Linked DNA regions of Mus musculus: region 2 is linked to region 1. Evidence: chromatin loops called from intact Hi-C (ENCODE). Cell type or tissue: heart. All regions are shown on one strand. Links, peaks and the distances in the headings refer to the core of each region. The heading gives the core; the rest is flanking DNA.

Region 1 (2,801 bases), core at 216-2,715:
TAACATCAGTGTGACCCATTACTCATGGGTCTGTGGTATTGGTGATGTAAACAGACCTACGATGGTGTGCTTTGCCTAGAAATACTGTAGATATCATTCCTTAGGTAGACAATGCTTGATAGTAAATGACTCTTACTGAATTATCTATTTAGTGGGTTGGACTTTTTTTTTTTTTTTTAGATTATGTTTCTTCTGCTTGTGAAAGAAAACTTGACTGTAAGTCAGTTTGCTATATTATGCCGGCAGTACCCTCTTGTATCTTGTATTTACCGTGCCTCTCGATTGCATCATTTTGTCTTGTGCTTGATTTAATTTCATGTTTTGTTCATTATGGCTCTAGGAGCAATAGGCTGTTTCTCCCCAACCTCCAAGCCCGTGAGCGTGTGTATCCCACAGGCTGGGTGTGTGCAGCATCCAGGTCTGTGTAAATACACTTAACATGATGATCATATGACTCGGTTGTCACACTCCTAAACAACCAATGGTTATAACCCTCTTCTCTGCTGTTCTCAGCTTCAAGAGCTTAGGACTAAGGGCCAAAGAAACGTGGAAAACAGCACTGAGAATCTAGGGATAGGTAGATTTTTCTTCTAACCTCCTTGGGAGTCCACAAAGGGCTCCAAGGCAGAGCCTCTGGCCAGTCTGAACCAATGGGGAGGTGTTGGGGGGGGGGGATTTCTTTTTCTGAAAGCAGATTCACACCTCCTCCTCCTCCCCCCTCTCAAATTGGAACAGTCCTGGGAAAATGGGACAGGTGTCCCCAGTTAAGAGACAGGGCTGTTTACTCAATTCAGCCGAACAGCTCTAAGGGAGAGGAAGTCTTGCTACAAAGAAAACTTAACATTTCCTATCATGAGGTAGTAGTCCCTGCCAGTTGAACCAAAGGACCAACTGGAAACGCTGCCTACTGTCCTCTAACAGGTGAATACCAGGTGAGAGTGGGCAGGTCAAAGTTCACTCTGGAGACCAGAGGCCTGAGGAAAATGTATCTCTGCTTCTACCTTAACCTTCTAAGTAAGCCACTTGCGGGGTATGCTGATGGGGGAAGGCGCTAGAGAGAGGCGTCTTTCCATTGAATCGGTGTAATTTGGCCACGGCCTCAGAGCATCAGGAGTAAAGTGAGAAAGAGGAAATCAGAAGGGTTCAAACACTAGTCAGTCCAGTCACTCCAGTTCTGGGCCAGGCCAGCCACCATGTCCCGCATCCACCCATCACTTGGCCGCCAAATAACCCCTGGAGTTTTACTCCGGAAGGGACCACCAGGCGGTGATTGGCTCGTCTTGGGCGTGCCTGTCCGATACATCCCGAGGTTTCCTTTAGCTGCTCCAAAACTGACGTGAAGCAGATTTTGGTGCAATGCGAATTAGCTCCAGCAGCGGAGTCCGGAGGTGACTGCCGAGCTCCGGGAGCGCCTGCTGGGGCAAAGCTGCGGCCAGGAGTCAACGCCCGCCTGCCGATGGCTCCATCCAGGCCGCCGCCCATTGCCTTGACAACAAGCCCCCACCCGCCCTCCTGCACAGCAGGCTTGGGTCACCGGCTCTTGGGTATGCGAAGGCGCCCCGCCCTGGGCGCCCCGCAACCGTGAGCCGCGCAACCCCACCTTGCCGAGAGCTTCCGAGCGCCAAGCAGAGGCGCCCCCTCCTGCTCGAAGAGGGAAAGCCCGGGCGCCCCCAGCATTGACTTCATAATAAAGCTCCCTAAAGGCTAGGGCTCCCCCGCGCGTTCCGGCGCCCTGCACCTGCTGGGTTCTCCCACCCGCCCTCGCCCGGGGACCCAGGGTGCGCGGACGGCCTGGGAGCGTGCGTGGCTCCGTGGTCAAGTGCTGCATCCCGGCGCCCAAGCACGGAGCTCCTGGGGAGGGGAGGGGGAGCGGGACATCCCCGAAGGCCGCCTCGCGGGAGGCGGGGAGGCTGCCGGGTGCACTGGGAGGGCGGGGAGCCCGCGGGAGGAGGCGGGCTGGGGGAGTGGGGCGGGCGGCGGGGAGGGAGCAGGAGCCAGGCAAGAAAGTAGCAGAAAGTGAGGCTGGCAGGCGGCGGCAGAGGCAGGAAGTCTTTGCCGGAGAGCAGTAGAAATTAGAGCCAGGGAGGGACCGCGGCGGCAGCAGCCAAGGCGAAAGAGGAAACTGCCGAAGAGGAAGCTCTGCGGCAGCCCGAGCCTCCCTGCGCTCCGCATCCTCCCGCTCCGCATCCCGGCGCCGGGCATCCCCCGGAGCCCGCGCCGCGCCTCCGGCGCCCCTTCCCCAGCGCAACCCTCGGCCGCCCTACAGCATTAGTCTGCCATGGCCCGGGAGAACGGCGAGAGCAGCTCCTCCTGGAAAAAGCAAGCAGAAGACATTAAGAAGATCTTCGAGTTCAAGGAGACCCTCGGAACGTAAGTGGGTGCTGGGGACCAGCGGGTGGAAGTAGCATCGGTGGCGGCAGCAGCGTCGGCTGCTCCTGCTGCTACCGTCGCCACCGCCACCGCGGCAGAAACTGGCTGGTCGATGCGTCCTCATTGTCCCATAGTCCGCTCTTATGGAGACCCTCCGCGAGTCCACCGCGTGGGTCTGCGCCCACGGTTGACACCTCTCCTGGGCGGGGGAGGGGAGCGCAGGGCGCGCAGAGAACAGCCCACGCGGGCGGGCGACTTTCCTTTTCCCTTGCCACCACCGCCCTCCACTGATTTTCTCCCCACGCGTGACTGTGGGCTGAGCATGGTGGATCTCGCTGATCGCTGGCTGTGTGCACTTACTCATCGTGTGTATGGGCGCACTGGGCCGACGAAAGTGGTCACGAGGAAATTCAGCTTTTGGTCCTACCCTT
Region 2 (2,801 bases), core at 120-2,619, 91 kb before region 1:
TAGATAGATAGATAGATAGAGACAGACAGACAGACAGACAGACAGACAGACAGACAGACACTCACTCTTCAAGAGGGACACAATATACAACCAGCAGGGCAGCTTGTGGCGCAGTGGTGGTGAGATTTGCCTTCTTTATCTGTTTCTAATCTCTCCAAATGGTGACCCCGTCTTCGCTAGGATGCTCCTCAGGCTCTGAGCTGCTTAAGCAAGCGCTGAACCGCTAAGCCAAACCTAAAACCTCAATTCTGATAGGGTTGCAGCTCCTGTCACATCTCCTGTTTTAGGTGGCCTCTTTATCACAAAACCACTTTTAATGACAATCATTATAATAAGATTTTCACATGAAAGGCTCTTCTCATATACTTCTGTTATATTTATTCCGTGTCTACAGCTTGTTCTCCGAAAATGGTGTGAATTAATTCCTGGGGCTGAATTCCGATGTTTTGTCAAAGAAAATAAGCTTATTGGTGAGTTCTTCTTGTCCTTGAAGGTAATCTTTAATGTGTATATGTTTCCAGAAAGTGAGCCCAGATCCTAGTACATGCTAGGTAAGTGCTCTGTTATAGCCCTTTCCCCAGAGGAGCCTTTAAAAGAGGATTGCTGACAAGGTGGCCCAGCTGGTAAAAGCCACCAAGCCTGATAGCCTCAGGCCAGTCCCAGAGCCTGTGTGGTAGGAGAGAACTAACTCCCAGTCTTTGACCACCATGTGCACTTGCTTAATCAAAGGTGTGTGCCCCTCACACACTCGTGTGTGCCCCTCACACACTCATGTGTACCCATGCACATTAATCAAGCAAACAGTAAACTTTATTTTTAAAAGAGAAAGATAACTGTGTTGTAAATTTTAGAATTTCACTTTTATGGTTGAGTTATATTTCATTGTGTGAATATATTAATTTTATCATTATTTTGATCATATATGTATCAGAGTGTCACACTACTTCATAAATATGTACAATGATCATGTTTCATTGGAAAATAGCCAAAGGAGAAAAAACAAGCTTTTGATGGAAATAGTTTCAATAATTAGGACAGGGGTTTGATATTGAGTCTGGAGTTCTGTGTTAATAAGGGTCCTGAGCCTGCAAAGACAAAAATCACATGATCATCTCATTAGATGCTGAGAAAGCACTTGACAAAATCCAACACCCCTTCATCATAAAAGTCATGGAAAGAGCAGGAATTCAAGGCCAATACCTAAACATAATAAAAGCAATCTACAGCAAACCAGTAGCCAACATCAAACTAAATGGAGAGAAACTCAAAGCAATCCCACTAAAATCAGGGACTAGACAAGGCTGTCCACTCTCTCCCTACCTATTCAATATAGTACTTGAAGTCCTAGTCAGAGCAATTCGACAACAAAAGGAGATCAAGGGGATACAAATTGGAAAGGAAGAAGTCAAAATATCACTATTTGCAGATGATATAGTATATATAAGTGACCCTAAAAATTCCACCAGAATGTTTCTACACAGGAAGGTGGCGCTGTTGATCCTGTCTGGACTCTAGAGATGGAGGGACAGCTTTTACCATTCTCAACCAGTGGTTAGAAAAGTTTTGTTTTACTCCCAGTAAAGTGCTTATTGTAAAATAAACATCATCAAAAGCTAAATTTTAACAGTCTTTCCTTTTTTAAAGATTTATTTTATTTACTTGTGCATACGTGTGTTGGGGTGTGCAAATGTCCATGGAGGCCAGAAGTGTTGGATTTGCCTAGTGTTGAAGCTGTAGGGAGTCATAAGATGTCTTAATGTGGGTGCTGGAAACCAAGCTCGGGTCTCCTGTGAGACAGTATATACTCTTTGTTGTTGTTGCTGTTTTGGTTTTTTTGGTTTTTTGTTTTCGAGACAGGGTTTCTCTGTGTAGCCCTGGCTGTCCTGGAACTCACTCTGTAGACCAGGCTGGCTTCGAACTCAGAAATCCACCTGCCTCTACCGCCCAAGTGCTGGGATTAAAGGCGTGCACCACCACGCCCGGCTCAGTGTATACTCTTAACTCAGCCATCTCTCCAGGCTCCTATAATCTTTCTGTTATTAGGGCATTGTTTATTACATGAGCAGAGAAAATATATGAAACAAGTCTGTTTCTTGTCTTCTTACCTCTGAAGATATTACCCTGTTAGCTGTCACTTACTCAGGCTATGGACTGAAGTAAGTTGTTCTTTCAAAACGTTTGCCACTGTGTTTTCTGTAAGGTAAAAGTTGTGGACCAAGGGACATGTAGCTGAGCATCAGCTCACCAGTTCTCATGGAATGGATGGAATGGTGGCATTTATTCTTATAACTAAGATAAGCGTAGGTGTTCCACTGTTACATATTCCACAGTTTAAGTGTGCTAGTCACACTTGGGTGTGTGACTAAGAACTCAGAGGCCTTTCCTTACAGCAGTCTGAATTTCAGGCTCTGAAGACCAATCACCTTCCGTAAAACAAACACAGGCTGCTTTTGTGAAGGCAGGCAGGTGTGTGTGAGGGCTCTTTTACATGTTCCCACCCCACCACCACCTGGAAGAGGATAGCGATTTGAAGAGACTAGCTTTAAACATGAAAGCAGCAGGTGCATGCATGCGCACGTCTAGAATTGCTATTGGAGGTTTTACTAAGCAAGTCTTTTTGTGACTGAATCCTTTCCACCGTGCTAAATAAAATAACGACTTCCAAAATTAAGTGTGTGGCATTCTGGAGCCTAAGATGCATTTATTCATAGACCTTGGTTGCTGAGCTATTTGGTTTGAGCTGCCGTGTTCACCTGTATGGTCTTCTGGCCAGCTTCAAAAGCCTCGATCACTACCTATGG

The links. Hi-C counts contacts between places; a loop is a spot of excess contacts. Peaks named below come from ENCODE experiments on the same cell type or tissue, not always from the same donor. Only the 100,000 strongest peaks of a DNase experiment are listed, where the experiment ranks them.
Region 2: it touches region 1 in a loop (2.3-fold over the local background); 8 of 42 quality-filtered maps call a loop at or near these places.

Annotation. Positions count from the first base shown.
Region 1 is chr2:5,713,715-5,716,515 of GRCm38, reverse strand. It overlaps Camk1d (calcium/calmodulin-dependent protein kinase ID), which reads left to right and starts at 1,754. Exons shown (of 11, transcript NM_177343.4): 1 at 1,754-2,370. The coding sequence starts at 2,279. In heart, for the core only: a CTCF peak has its summit at 1,658 (motif pointing left); DNase peaks (open chromatin) are centred at 1,305 and 1,885; H3K4me3 peaks cover 1,809 bases; H3K27ac peaks cover 1,384 bases; H3K27me3 peaks cover 925 bases.
Region 2 is chr2:5,805,100-5,807,900 of GRCm38, reverse strand. It overlaps Cdc123 (cell division cycle 123), which reads left to right. Exons shown (of 13, transcript NM_133837.5): 8 at 395-470. Among named protein-coding and RNA genes, the nearest start is that of Gm29984, 19 kb to the left of the region's middle. In heart, for the core only: a CTCF peak has its summit at 1,487; no DNase peak of the experiment used is centred there.